2 separate regions of the Homo sapiens genome follow, and region 2 is linked to region 1. Evidence: chromatin loops called from intact Hi-C (ENCODE). Cell type or tissue: heart left ventricle. All regions are shown on one strand.

Region 1 (8,000 bases):
TAAGCTCTGCAAGTGGTGCCCTCGACGTGATCACCTTGAAGTTATGTGTGAAGGAGGAGAGCTCATCAATTTTCGAGGAATCCCAGTAAGGGACAGTCCTGACTCCCATCAGGAGGATGGGACCCATGCATAAAATACCAGGGGTTGGGTTATCATGGGTCAGGAAATGACCAAAGAACAGAAAGTATTTTTTAAAACAGTGCAACAGCTACTTAAGGCTATCCAGTGCACTGTAGATCCTGGAGCTCTACACAAGCTTATGCTTTTAATTTGGCAGAAATGCCCTTGGTTTCCTGATCACGGAACCTTAGATTTAGGGTTATGGAAGCAGGTAGGTCACTGCCTGAAAAGAGGAAATGAGCAAGGTCATTTTATTAACGCTACTATTTTGGCCACCTGGGCACCGGTACGCTCTGCGTGGTATCCTCTTTACCCACCAGATCGCCCATTATCTCCACCTGAAAGGAATTTGGAAGATTTAAAGGGAGAGATTCCACTCTACGCTTCATTCCCTTCTATGGGGAATAAGGAAGAGATTTTTTCTAGTGAGGAAAAACAGGAACCAGAACAGCACGGGGGTGCTCCTCTCTCTACTTGATTCCCTTCTGTAGGGCATAAGGAGTATATTTTTTCTAGTGAGGATAAGGACAGACTGGAGCCTTTTCCTCCCCCTACAGAAAAGCCATTGCCTTTCTTTCCTCCAACCTTAAAGGGACCTGCATCTGTTGGCCCCGTTCAGGCAACAGCACCTCCCATCCCCCTTAAGTAGATTAGAGGCCGCCCAAGTGACAGTTCTTAGATTATACCCCCGGTCAGCGAACATTTGTATGATTAGGTGGCTGCGTCTCCTCAACAAACTTCCCTGCTGGAGGGGTGCCTACAGGAGGGAAGGAAAGTGGCTGATTATGACAGTCTTCCTAATATGCAAGTTCTCATTTCCTATTTCCAGCATCAGCCTTTCTGGCCGTGTCTTTTTTCTGCTTCCCTGGAGTATAAGGAAAAGTTAGTTGCATCTTAGCAACTCTCCTGCCCCAGGCCTCTGTGGGTAGCAAGAAAGCCAGAGCTATCTGAGATAAAACCTAGAAGGCAGCATGCAACCAACTTTTCCTCACCAAGACATAAATATAGTTAGTGATTCTGCTTACATGGTGTATAGTATTACTCATTTAAATCTTGCACATGTGAAGGGCATTACTAATGAACCCCTACTAGCTTTGTTTCTTCCAGCACAAGAGCTCCTCGGTCCCATCATCACCCTCTTTACATCATACATATTCGCTCTCATTCTAAGCTACCTGGTCCCTTATCAGAAAAGAATGCTCAAGGTGATGCTCTAGTATGACCATAGATGTGGTCTGCAGATTCTCCTGCTTTTTTGCGAGTCCAGCTGATCATGATTTTTTTCATCAGAACGCCTGGATTCTTAAACAACAGTTTCATTTGACACTTGCTCAAGCTCGCATGATTATTAAAACTTGTCCTGATTGCCAACAGCATTCTCTTTCCCCTTTTTCCTTAAGGCTTGGTGCCAACCTACAAGGTCTGGTGCCTAATGCTATTTGGCAAACTGATGTTACTCAGTATCCACCCTTTAAACGTTTTAAATTTCTCCACGTTACCGTGTACACTTACACAGGCCTAATACATGCTACCCCCAGACCAGAAAAAAAACTAAAGATGCAATTGGTCATTTATTTGAATCCATTATAACTTTAAACCTTCCACAAACTATAAAACCTGATAATAGACCTTGCTAGCTTAGTGCTCGATTTGCATATGCATTGCAACTTTAGCACATACAACACAAAACTAGTATTCCTTATACCTCAACTAGTCAAGCCATTGTTAAACAAGCTTATCAAACTCTTAATATATATCTTAAACAAAAAACGGGGAATATGGGGCTCTCTTTTCGAGAACAGGACCTGTTGTTAGAGAATCGACCACAACAATGAAGGTGATGACTTGGAAGGCACCTAACACTACCTGGGGACAGCTAAAGAAATTGAATCAACAGGCATCTATTTGGCTTGCAGCTGTGGAAGCCCTCGCAACCGCATGGAATCGGTTTCTTAAGTATCTGGTGGTAACTGGGGAAACTTCTGAGAAAGTAAGACAAACATGGATGTTGGGGTGGCTGGCAATTCTTGTCCTTTGCCAAGTGGGATCAGCTCAAGAACATGTTTATTGGAGTCATGTTTTAAATCCCCGTTTTTAATGTTATTACATGGTGGGATGCTGACCTGCCTTTGTCATCCAATGATACTTTTGGGACAGGAGGTTGATAGATGCCCCTGTCTTACCCCTTAACTGAAAATTTGGGATGGATTAAACTTAATTACTACTTGATTTTATTGTCTAGTAATCCCCCTTTTTTTCCCCATAATAGCACATGATAAGTGTGTTACTCTCATTCTTCAGGAGTATCTTTATTACCAGCCCCAAAGGGATACTAAGTTTGCAAACTTGACCTTTATGTCTGCTGTTAGCACTAATCTTACTGAGGTCTCTAATGAAGCTACACAAGTGCCTGATCTTCCTATATGCTGTCTGAGTACGGACTGGCGATATAAGTGTGAGGCCATCCAGTGGTCGCCATGCAAACAGCCTGCGCTGCATCAAGAGCCTCTGTTTGATAATGACACCTTACTTGATTAGGGTCCCCATGGTAATCTTATGTCTGCAGATCAGACTATTGGATTTAGGAGTCCCTCCAATAGTTCTATCATCTGGTCAGAGTATGGGCTTTTAGGACCAATATTACAAGTAAAAGGGAAACAAGCTTTAAGCCATGCTCATACCCAGATTTGGAGATTAGGACTTCCTTTTTTTGAATGGGTTCTTTCCCATGGTGAGTATATTACTAGCGGTGGCAACTATACCCTCTCTCTGCATAATAATGTTACCGACATAGTCTTGATTTGTACTATGCACCCTTATATACTTTTGTTTCGGCAAGGTGTTCCTAACATAGAGCAGAATCAATCCTTTTATAGTATTAAAGTCTCTTCCAGTAGTTGGTATGCTACATGCTTCTCTCATCAAAACGTTACATAATTAAATATAACCTGTGTCATGATCTTAAAATGGCATGCAGAATGGTGGCTGCCTGTAAATTTAACTTGGAGCTAGGAAGAGGATTCCACCCTGCACCTATTTAGAAAAGCATTGTCTCATACTTGAAAAATAAGATTTCTGGCCACTTCAGTTGCCTTTTTACTCTCAGCTATTATTATATTAGCAACTGCCGCTACTGCAACTGCTTCTCTGACAGAATCTATTCACACAGCCTCAGTGATAAGCCACATGGTATATAATGTAACCCATGAATTTCAGGAATAGGTAAATATTGATAAAACTATTTTGTCTCACTTAGAGACCCTTGAAGCCACTTTTGAATGGCTAGGGGATCAGCAGCAGGCATTCATTACCCGTCAAAATTTACATTGTGATTGGCAATATAATTCTGTGTCACACCTCTGCCATATAATAGCTCCCAATATGCTTGGGAGAGAGTGAAAGCACATCTGCAAGGGGCTTATCACGACTATTTGTCTTCTCAAATTTCCACTCTTGAGTGTAAATTGAACAACTTGAAGAATAGTCACAGCAACTACAAACAAGTACCCTTCAGCAATTACAAGAAAGTTTTCATTGGTTAAACCCCAACACTTGGTTGTCTGGGTTAAACATATGCATTTAGGTGATGGCCGTTGTACTTATTCTTTTTTTTATCTGTTTGCTAGGCATTTGCAGACGGCTCTGTGCTGCCACCCAACGTATCTATGACCAAGGAAGAACAATAGAAGTTTACCTTGCATTGGATGACCAGCATGTGCTAAGAATTAAAGAAGAGGGAGACATCGGGGGAGCATGGCAATATATTCAACCTTATGTACGTGGCATTTGAGGTCGGGGCATGGAAAAATACTGAGGCACTGTGTGTATGTTATTTGTGCATGAGAATGAAATTCCTTGATCCCGAAAACAGGACAGGAGTGGAGTGTGTGGTGTGATAAGGAACGCTAAAAACAGCCTCCTGAGAATGCAGTTTGAGTGCTTTTACAAGGCCACAGGTGTCTCACGACTGGACCTCAAGCCATCTAGTGGATGTTTGTGGTTTAACAAGCCCTTTCAATAAATACTGTGCGGATGAATGCTGGGGTGGACTCTCTTAGAAGAGCTATCTTGCCCCCGTTCAGCTGGAATTGTCTGAGAACTCATTCTTGGCATTCACTGCAAGCTATAAGCTCTGGACAAAAAGTATAAAAATATTTGAAATTATCTATTTTTAATGTTTTACCAGAAAACATGAGTACATGGCAAATACTTTATCATTGTTCTTTCCTCCCCACAAAGGAAGCTCATTACTTTGAAACTTATTCAGTAAAAAGTATACTGAATAGAAATATACTAAGGAAATATTATTCCAAGCAGCAGTGTGTATTATAGAGTATTCTTAGTGACCTCAACAGTCACCATAACCTTTCACAGAAAAGTAGAAAATTACCTTGAATTCCAGCACTCAAAGATTATCACGAATAATACTTTTTTTGTCTCTTTCTAGTAGTTTTCCTATTCATTAGTATAAAAATGTTAAGGCAATTGAGTCTGTATCAACCACAAGACAAAAAACCTTTTAAGATCGCTTGGTATACATGTAAATTTTAAAAACTTGTATCAGTAATATGTAATAATATAAAAAAATGACAAGGATGAGAAAACAGAAAAAAAACATTACTCAGACTGAAACACATCTTTTGAGCTTGGCCTACTAAGGGAAGGAACAGAGGAAAGTCTGGACATACCTTTGCTCTTTCGTAGAAATAAAATTTAACAGTTGGATAGGCCCTGATCCCAGCTTTCTGGCATGTCTGAGCATAAGCCTGACAGTCTACTTTTCCAGCTTTCACTTTTCCTTTAATCATCTGAAAAAGAAAAATACAGTTTGCCATTTTCTGTTTGGCATAAACTATTTTGGCAACAACAAAGCAATAGGATATAAAACATTTTGAATCTAAGAATTTATTTAAAAAACTTTAATTCTTCCTACTCAAACAAGATTATTTCCACATTATCCCTTTAAGCCCCTATTCACCTAGCACCACCTCTCCAACAGCAAATAAACCCTCCTTTGCCTCATCAAGAAAACTGAGCAGCTTTATCCTGCAATGTCTCAACTTCTTCCTGCCACCCACTACTGGCACATCATACCATAAACATGTTTCTGTTTCTATCTTTTTCTCCTTTCACTGGGGGTGTGCTGTGGTAGGACTCTTTGGGCACTCTTTGTCTCGTGAAGGCTGACTTACTCCACCTGTATTCTCCAGTCCCTCCCTGTCAGAACACATATTCTCCAGTGAAGATGTATATAATCATGAAAGGATTCCTTCCTGGATTATGGTTCCTCTGTCATAGTGCTTCTCACGCTCTCTCTCTTTTTTTTTTTTCCTGAGCAGCAGTCTACTGTTTCACTGCTTCCCATTGTCTGCTTATTTGGCAACATTTTAGTCGTCTTCTGTGCTTACTGCTCCCTCTGCTGAAACTGCTGTAAGTTCACCAGTGACCGCTTGACCAAACTGGGCACTTTTTGGTCTTCTTATTGCGCAACTGATGTTTACTGCTGACCACTCCTTTCTTTCTTTTTTAGCATTTATCACTACTCTCTCTTGGCTTTCTTACCCCTCTGACTGTTCTTCCTTTTTCCAGCATGAGGATCTCCTTTACCTGCCCCTCAAGTTATAATATCCAATCAGAGTTCCATCTTTGATCAACAATCTTTTCACTGTGAACAGGTGCCCAAGGTGGTTTTACATATCTATATGCTGATGTACCCCAATCATTCTCTTCGATTTCATATCTAACCACGCATTGGCCTGCTTTGGGTGAATGCCGCATAAGCATCCAAACACAGCATGTCCCCTGAACCCACTTTTCCTCGTTCTATTCATTCAGTTCAAGCCAGAAATTAGGCTCATCCAGACTCCTCTCTATCCTTCATCTATCACATTCAATCCTATTTATTCTTATCTGTCTTTTGTATTTGTCCCCTTCTTTCTATCACCAATGCCCTAATCCTGATTAAAGTTATCACCTCTCACTTCAGGACACTTAAAATATCTTTGCTGCCTCTAGTTTCGTCCCCAAGGCAGGGGTTTACTAAAATGCAGACTAACTTGTGTTAGGGCACAAGCATGTAGGCAGACACACACACTTGCATACCGAAAGTAAGAAAAATGTAGAAATGTTAATTTCGTAAGTGTCTATGTCATTTACAAAATGTTTGTATATTTGCTTACTTGTATTTCCAATTACTTATGAGATGGCACCATACTGTTTCTGGTGCTCTAAACATCCTTCTCTGGCATCACTGACACCCTTCTACCCCTGTTCCAGCTTCATTCTAATTTTACTGTAGCAATTATCTTGTATTACTTATATTTATTTCCATTTTCTCTTTCCACTAGATTAAAATCTCCTTAAAGACATGGAATTTCTTTCTTTTCATCTTCCTTTTCTTTCATGTGGAGTTACGTGGCCCTACTACTTAGCATAATGGCTTTTCATTTGGTACTTAAAATTTGTTGAATAAATGGTCTTTTTCATGTTTAATAATTTTCTACTAGATACAATATAGAGTTGCATTACAAAGTTTATAACTAAAGTTTTTAGTACATGAGAAATGGAGTAAAGCAGAATTATTACAGAAGGAAGCATAAGAAGATTAGAATGGAAAGAATAAACCTCTTATCTGATGCACCAGCTAATAACAAAAATAATCTTTTATAGCTAGTAAGACCTTTAAAATCCCTCTGCTAAAAAATTCCCATGGCCTGGGATGCTAAGCTTTAGTGTGAACTGGTGGAACTGGAGCTGACTTTCTCATTCCAGTTGAGTGTTTTATACCAACACTAGTGGCAAGAGTTCCTCGAGTTATGGAGGCAAGAAAGCTATCAATCTGGATTAGGTCACTAATAAGACTGTTACGACAGAAAGAAACACCAAAAGCTCAGACTGCATTGAGGGTATGTATTCAGTTTAATTTTATATAAGCATTTACTGAGTTAGGCCCTGAGGATATAAAAATAAATAAAACATGGACTTTGCCCTCAGGAAGAGACAGCCATTTACAAAGGAAGATGGACAATGCTATACCGAAAAATAAAACCAACCAACCGAACAAAACCCAAAATTGCTACAACTAATTATTTCCATTGGTATCCAGCTCCTTTTATTTCTGGTCAAATTAAATATCTTTCAAGTAATAATAAATAAAGAATTAATATGCACTGTATCAGTACACTTGATAACATATCCAGGTGACACTGATTAACTGAGAAGGGCAGAGAATAGAGCAGTGCCATCGGAGCTGAGTTTTGCAGTAAGAGGAGAAAAAATACAGATGACCAAGGTAAGGACAGAGCATTTTAGAGAGAGGGAGCGGCATGTAAATAAGGACACATGTTCAGAGAACCTGGAGTACTCTGTTACACTGGAATCTAAGGTGTGAGGTGGACAATAGAGATAGAGCTCATATCAGACACCTGAAGTCAATGTATGCATATTAAGAAACTTAGTAAGTCAGAGAGGGAAATATTTTAGAAGATCACCAGGGCAGCACTGACAAAGGTAGACAGTATAATACCATAGATGACTCTTGAACAACAAAGGCTTGAACTGTGTTGAACTGCTTGAACTGGGAATTTTTTTTTTTAAGCAATTGCAGATGGAAAACAGAATAGTCATAGGATGTGAAACCCTGCATACAGAGGGCCCACTGTGAGGCCTGAGCTGCACAGATTTTGGTATGGAATGGGGGTTCCTGGAACCAATCCCCTGAGTATATCAAGGGAAGACTGCACTTAAAAGGCAAATATGGTTAAGTCTAGACAAGAGATGATAAAGGGTTGAAGAAACAGGTTAGCAGTAGAGATGAATAAGAAATGACATTTGAAAGACATTTAGGGGATAAAACTGACACAATCTAGTAACTGCCTGGA
Region 2 (8,000 bases), 320 kb before region 1:
TAGAATTGAATAGTTTTATATTTTCTGGGTAGTCTAGTAGGAAGGCACGTAGAACAGTGCTGGGCACCTAAGGCATTCAATAAATATTACTAAATGAAAGGAAAGAAGGGAGAGAGGAAGAGAAAATGGGAAGGAGAAAAGATAAAGGGAGAGAAGGTAGGCCAGAGTTCAATTAAACCTGATTGTAATCCTGTCATTGTTAGGTGTTCCAGAAGAGTTATTTCTCTCTGTAAATGCTTCTACTTTCCCATCTACGTATCTTACATAAAGTCTGTAAGAATTATTTGCTGACTAAAAATGATGACATTTCAAGGAATAATTGTTGATAACAGCCAACCTAGAAACTTTGCCTGTCAGAATGTTGACTTCAATAACAAGCCTGAAGTACTATATGACATTGGCTATTGGTCTTCTAACTTCAGAAAACCAACAGACAGTTTCTGATCAGCATTTTCATACAATCTAAGTAAAGCAATACACATTTAGTCCTTAGAGTGCCTTAAAATTTTACTGCTAAAAATGCATAGTTTCACAATAACTATCTCATTCATTAAAATCAAATGCATATTAATCATCATAAATACACTAACAAGTCTAGAGCAGTCTCTGTTTTATAGTCTGAATTAATGTTGAAACTAAACATCTCATTGAAAAAAGAGCAATTAACCAAATAATTGTAGGAAATAATGAAATATTGTTAGAAGGGAAATTTCATAATTGTTTTTTAGAGATTCATTATAAAAATAATAAAGATTGGGTAATGGATCCACACTTTCAAATTTCTGCTTCTGCAGAACTATGGATCAAAACAAAACTCACTTTTCTTTTTGCTTCTTCAATAAATTCAAAACATTCTGGAAAATAAGACAGGATGTTGGTTTCAGGCAGATCCAATATAGAAATGCTCTTATATGTAAAGTCACTGAGGAAAGCATTTTCAACTCCATATGCAACATTAAGAATATGAGTCACCTTAAAGAGAAAGAAAAAAGATGATTGTTTTAAATCCCATGAATTAGGTTACCTAAAAAGAGACTGGGGTGTTGATATCTATAACAAGAAAGGTAAAAAATTTAAATGCGACTCACTTGAATGATAATACTGCTTCAATCCCACACCAGAAGTGCTCCTTCTACTATATGTTTTCTCTCTCTCTCTCTCTCTTTTAACTTATTATTATCATCATGCAGAGACAGGGTCTCTTTCTGTCACCCAGGCTGGAGTGCAATGATGCAATCATAGGCCACTGCAATCTTGAACTCCTAGGCTCAGGTGATCCTCCTGCCTCAGCCTCCCAAGTAGCTGGGACTACAGGCGTGTACCACCACACCCAGCTAATTTTTTTTTTTTTTTTTTTTTTCAGAGAAGAGGGGGGCGGGTCTCACTTTTTTTGCCCAGGCTGGTCTCGAACTCCTGGCCTCAAGTGATGCTCCCACTTCCGCCTCCCACAGTGCTGGCATTACAGGTATAAGCCACCACACCTGGCCTATATATTTTCATAGCCCTGGACTTGCCCTATTATAGCTCATGCCATTTAGAGATTGTTTTTCTCTTTCACTGCACTAGAAACTCCATGAGGGTAGGGACCATGTTTAACTTAGTGTTATAAGCGAATGAGCAGTGAGTTTAGCAGAAAATGCTTAAAATCTTTGTTGAATTAATCTGTGAATATCCATATAAAAACTTAAATAGGAGAAGTGTATCAGTGGTATACAACTTCCCTTTCAAGAATTATTTCCCTATTTTCCTTCATATTCTTTACTTTATAAAATGGTTCTCCAGGATGACTGCACATTAGAGTCACCTGATGAACTCTTAAAAACTATCAATAACACAGGGTCTCATACCCAGAGATTCTGATGAACCAATCTGGCTGAAAAGTAAGGGGAGGTGTGGTTGTAAAATATTTTCTTTCAGATGGTACACTTGAGCAACCTCCTCCTCTTGCATCTATGTATTTGAGCCCCTTTTCCTAGAGTCCACCAACCATGTGGAAGAAAGCCAGGCAGACAGTCCATTAAGATAATCCAAAGGCTGAGAATCACTTGAACCCAGGAGGTAAAGGTTGCAGTGAGCCACGATCATGCCACTGCACTCCAGCCTGAGCAAATGAGCGAGACTCTGCCTCAAAAAAAAAAAAAAAAAAAAAAAAAAAAAAAAAAAACCTAACAACCTTGTCCACATCTGTACTTCCCCTCTGCCTTCTGATTACAATGAAGGATGTGCTCGTGCATCTTCGATAAGGCTCATTCCAGAACCTGTGCTTGGAGTCACAGTGCTTCCTACTTTCTTGGCATCTCCCTATAGTCATAATTCTTGCTTTTCTGTATCTTCAATTCCTTCTTCTACCATCAGCCTTAAAACATGCTCAAAGCTCTCCCCTCCCCCTCCTCACCTATGGCTCCTCTCTCTCTTTTTTTTTTTCCCTTTGCCATCACTTCCTCACTTCTCAATCTTTTGCAATATGGCTTTGGCCTCCAATTCAAATGAAACTGTTTCCACCAAACGCACTAACAACCTCTCTGTCACCAAGTCCCATGGATATAATTTAGTCCTAATCGTACTTAAACTTTTACAGCATCTGACATTGCTGACTCTCTCCTCCTTAAAACACTATTCTCTTTAGTTTCCATGACACCATCTTTTTGTTTTACCTTCTTTGGGCCTCTTTTAGATCCTCCTTTCCCACTGCGGACTCTTCTTTGTTTGATCATTCCATATAGGGTGATATTCCTCAATTTATCAGTTCTGTGATAAGATTCTGTCATAGGCCCTCTTCTCTCTTACTTTACACTTTTCCCCAGGCAGCTTCATCTATTCTAATGGTTTCAGTAACTACTTAAAAGCTGAAGATTCCTAAATCTATATATTCACCTCTATTCTGAACTTCAGACCCTACATATCCACCCACCTAGATGATCCACATCACCCAAAACCTAACATGTTCAGAACTGAGCACACTGTTTCTCCTTCAAAGCCTGTTCCTTCTACGTTGCTTTCAATCTCATGGAACGATAACTTTACTTAGTTACCAAAGAAAGCTAGACATCAGCCTTGACTCCTCCTTCTCCCTTAGCCCCACTCCCTATCCTGCCTCATAAGTAATCAAATTTTAAGAATTCTACCCTCTAAAAAACCCCTCACATCTATCTAATTCTATCTCCACTAAATCTTAATCTCAGCCATTATCATCTTTTCCTTAGATTACTGCAATAGCTTTATAACCAGTTTCCCCCATCTCTAACTTGAGCAACCCTCCAATCGATTTTCCACACTGCTTCTAATGAGAAATCTTTCTGAACTGCAAATTTGACCTTGTTACATCTCTGGGTAACTTCTCAGTGGCTTTCCATAGTCTTTTGGATCAAGTCCACACAACTAACTTTGGCTTACATGGCCTTTTGTGATCTGGCTCATGCTTACCTCTCTCTCTGGCCTTGTCTCTTGGTGCCCTTCTTTCTCACACTCTCTATTCCAGGGTCACTGAACTTTTCTGTCCCTGAAAGCATCCACCTTTCTCTTGCTTCTGGGCCTTCACACATATCATTTATTCTGTATGAACACTTTACTTTCTTTTTTTTTTTTGAGATAGAGTCTTGCTTTGTCGCCCAGTCTGGAGTACAGTAGCAAAATCATAGCACACTGTAACCTCGAACTCCTGGGGTCAACCAATCCTCCTGCCTTGGCCTCCCAAAGCCTTGGGATTACAGGCTGTCTACTCCTTTCCTAGCCTCTTCAGAGAAATACTTCAATATCACTTCCTCCAGGAAGTCTCCCCTGACTCACTTATCCCCCCAAAAACAAACCAAACCAAACATGGGTTAAGAGCATCATCTCCTATGCACTTCTACAGCACCCTGCACTTCCCCATCAAAGCACACAAACGCTGTTCGGTAGCTGCTTGTCTCTCTTCTCTGTCTGCCCCTTAGGTCATACGCTTCAAGTGAACAAGAATCTCTTGCACTCCTTCACCTACAGCAATTCCATGACCTGAAACAGTACTCAAAAAAATGGTAGAGGGCTAAAAATCCTTTTGAGTAAATATGTAATAAATCACATCAGTTGTATGGAGTAGAGTGGCTGGAAATGGCATTACAGAAGACGTGGTATGTGAGTTGGGACTTAAGGTATGGACAGGTCTTGGACAAGCAGAGATGAGGGAAAGTCTATCCCACACAGAGGAACTACATAAACACAGGCAAGAAAGACATGCCTCCAAGGTCAGGTTCATGAGGGTACATGAAGGAGATCAAGAAGAATGTAAAACTGGAAAGACAGATTACAGATCCACATATTTGAATTATGTGCCAATTATTTTTCAACTCTATTGAAATGATAGCCAAAATGTTACCAAATAAACTCCATAATATACCAAAGATGGACCAATACAGTTTTTCCTAAATAAAACAATTAAAATATTCTGTGTATATGGTGCCAGACTTAAAGCATTTTTTTACCTTATTCTTTTTCAGTGTATCCAAATCATGAGCAGCATCTTGTGACCCTAGAAGAAATAAATGATACCACCTTGAACACAAATATAATCATCTTGAACTTTTATATAAATTTCTACAGCAATTCTGTTATTAAAAAAAAAAGACCAACAACTTGGAAGGACCTTAGTCCAACTTTCTGAAGGGCAATTTGATAACAGTCATCCTACATAAACTCCTGGACTCTGAAATCCTACTTCTAAAAATTTGTCCTAAAAGTTATAGATGTTGCAAAGATTAGCTGTAAGGATGTTCACCATAGTATTGTTTGTAATATAAACAAAACAAAAACAAAAGAACACTAAAAGCCCAATAATAGCTGTTGCATTAAATAAAAAATGGTATAATTGTGTAGTGAAATACATACAGCCATTACCACCATTAGAAATAAGAAATGTAAGCCTGAACAACATTGTGAGACCCTGTCTATAGAAAAAAAATTTTTTTTAATTAGCCAGGCATGGTAGTGCATGCTTGTATTCCCAGGTATTCAGAAGGCTAAGGCAGGAGGATCCCTTGAACCTAGGAATTCGGGGTTACAGTAAGCTATGGTTATGCCACTGCACTCCAGCCTCGGTGACACAGCCAGAAGAAAGAAAACAAAAGAAAAGAAAAGATAAGAAAAGAAAAGACAAGACAAGACAAGAGAAGAGAGAGGGAGGGAGGGAGGGAGGGAGGGAGGAAGGAAGGAACGAACGAACGAACGAACAAAAGGGAAGGGAAAGAGAGGGAGAGAGAGAGAAAGAGAGAAAGAAGAAATGTGGTAAAATATGTATAGCATGGAAACATGTTCTTGGCCAGGAGTGGTGGCTCCTGTCTGTAATCCCAGCACTTTGGGAGGCTGAGGTGGGTGGATCACTTGAGGTCAGGAGTTTGAGACAAGCCTGGCCAACATGGCACAACCCCATCTCTACTAAAAATACAAAAATTAGCTGGGCATGGTGGTGCATGCCTGTAATCCCAGCTACTCAGGAGGCTGAGGCACGAGACTTGCTTAAACCTGGGAGGCAGAGGTTGCAGTGAGCCAAGATCGTGCCACTGCACTCCAGCCTAGGTGACAGAGTGAGACTCCGTCTCAAAAAAAAAAAAAAAAAAAAAAGAAAAATGTTCTCAATGTATCTGGTTATAAAAGCAGGTTACAAAATACCATCATCCATTTTTATAACAACAAAAAATATGTATATGCTTAAAAAATGGAAAGGAGGTATACATAGAACAAAATGTTAACAATGGGGTTGCAGGTGATTTTTTTTTCTTCTTTATGCTCATTCTGACTTTTTACAATAAACATCTCTTTATTTTGTAACTTAAAAAAGGATATTACAAAAACCACACACCCACAAGATGACTTTGTGCCAGCTGGTTTGGGAACACCCAGTAGCTTAGAGCAAATGCTGTTGGTCTGCAGGATCCCACCCACACTCCATGTATCACTAGGGCTGTGCCCTTCTACAATCTCTTTCTGTCACAGCCGGCTTCCCAGATCTCCCACACTTGGAAACTGGCTCTAGTTAATAAGCAAGTTCATATGGAGAATAACTAGTCAAAATAAAGTGAGTTTCACAGTTTAAAGATTTCAAGTATTTTACTTTCCTGAATTAGGTTCTATTTCATAAACTTTTTTTTTTTTTAAGTTACCCATCTGGGAATTCAGCCAACTTTTATTATGTGATTTTAGGTGGCTGAAAGGCCAGCAAGTATGCTGTTTGGCCAATATCCTCTTGATAATACCAAGCTTACAGGTTCGCTACTGAGCTCACATTCAGCTTTATTATACTTAAAAGTTAGCCTATCAAAATATTAACATTTGTTAAAGCTGAATGGTATATACATAATTGTCTATTAGTTTCTGTAATTTTCTATAAATTTGAAATACTTCATAATTTTTTTTAAAATTCTGTTTTCTAATGTAGAAAGCCCTAACCAACTCCAGAGGAAAAAATAGGTTCAAATAATTGAAATTTGGTGGTTTAGTCAGGCGTGGTGGCTCATGCCTGTAATCCCAGAAATTTGGGAGGCCAAGGCGGGCAGACTGCTCAAGCCCAGGAGTTCAAGACCAGCTTGGGCAACATGGTAAAACCGCATCTCTACAAAAAGTACAAAAAAATTAGCCAGGCATGGTGGTGTGCACCTGTATTCCCAGCTATTCAGAGGCTGAGGTGGGACGATCGCTGGAGCCTGGAAGGCAGAGGTTGCAGTGAGCCAAGATCGTGCCACTGCACTCCACCCTGGATTTATTTTGAGACCCTATCTCAAAATAAATAAATAAATAATAAATAATTATCTGTCTATATATAATGTTCAAAGCCTAGGACAAAAATGCTGTCTAAAATCTTTTCTCCATTTTTAAATGGTTCGAGGGCCTATGTAATATTTTTTAAATGCAGTCACTTTTTAGAGTTTACGAACTAAAAAAGATTACATTTTTACAACTCTTCATTTTCTTTATTCATCACCCAAACCAAAAGTTGTTTGGCATGCGATGCTGGGAGGAAGCTGTGTCGCTTTGAGGAGGTGAAAGAAGCTCTTAGAACCAACCTGCAAACAACCCCAGTCTCCCAGACGTAAACTAAGTCTGGTCAGAAACAACTCTTTCAACATTCATGTAGAAGAACTGCGGGTGGAACCACCCATGGATCCTTTAGGAATGAGGCACTTGTAATTAGGCAGAAAAAGGTGAGCTTTCAGAAGGGAGGAGGTTGCTCCTGATGAAAGTATCCCATTCCAGAGAAGACCTTATTAGGGCTAGTTTCAGAAGTTCCTCCCAGGACTCTCCCACTATCCTGGGGAGGTTTCCAACCCCAATCTCAGAACACTACCTTGATCAGTTCACTTTGGGTAAGTCCACAAATAATAGTAATAAGCAAAGTTCATGAAGACCCTAAATTGGTGAATGATATATGAAAATTCTACCATAATTATTCCAAGCCATGATTACTACAGTGGAAGCCAAAATAACTGAAAAATGTGCCAGGACGTATTTTCTTTCCTAGATATGGTGAGCAGGGCCTAGGTGAACTTTTCAGATTACCTAAATAACTCACTTTTTCACTGTAAATGTGACAAGAATATGGTACAGTTTTTCACGGGACTGTAGAAACTAGTTAGAGACATTTATTTGGTGAATTTAAAGACAGCCTATGTAACAATTCATATAATATTTAATAACTTATATGTACACTGCAATTGATTTGCATCAAAAACCTTTTACAACAACCTCAGGAGGATCCTATGACATAAGCAGATACTGTTACTTCATCTTTACAAATGGCTTTTTGGAGGACCAGAAAGGATAAATGGCTTGCACCAGCTAATCTAGTAAATTAGAGGCGGAGCAGGATTGAAAACTTGGTCTATGTGAGGCAGCCTAGTATAACAATGGACAGCAGGAGTCCATCAGACTTGGGCTTGATGCATACGTCTGTTATTTACCAGGTGTGTTACCTTGTGTAAATTACTTCACCAATTTTAAATCCTGGTTTCTATTTGTAAAACAAAGCTGATAAT

Evidence for each region. Hi-C counts contacts between places; a loop is a spot of excess contacts. Peaks named below come from ENCODE experiments on the same cell type or tissue, not always from the same donor. Only the 100,000 strongest peaks of a DNase experiment are listed, where the experiment ranks them.
Region 2: a loop joins it to region 1, with 2.4 times the contacts of the local background. A loop is called at or near these places in 11 of 110 quality-filtered maps.

Annotation. Positions count from the first base shown.
Region 1 is chr2:182,759,610-182,767,609 of GRCh38, reverse strand. DNAJC10 (DnaJ heat shock protein family (Hsp40) member C10) reads right to left here. Exons shown (of 24, transcript NM_018981.4): 22 at 4,809-4,928. Among named protein-coding and RNA genes, the nearest start is that of DNAJC10, 47 kb to the right of the region's middle. In heart left ventricle, CTCF peaks have their summits at 4,118 and 5,540; no DNase peak of the experiment used is centred here; H3K27ac peaks cover 532 bases.
Region 2 is chr2:183,080,012-183,088,011 of GRCh38, reverse strand. It overlaps DUSP19 (dual specificity phosphatase 19), which reads right to left. Exons shown (of 4, transcript NM_080876.4): 2 at 4,458-4,504; 3 at 820-972. Among named protein-coding and RNA genes, the nearest start is that of DUSP19, 5.3 kb to the right of the region's middle. In heart left ventricle, no CTCF peak of the experiment used is centred here; no DNase peak of the experiment used is centred here; H3K4me3 peaks cover 585 bases; H3K27ac peaks cover 650 bases.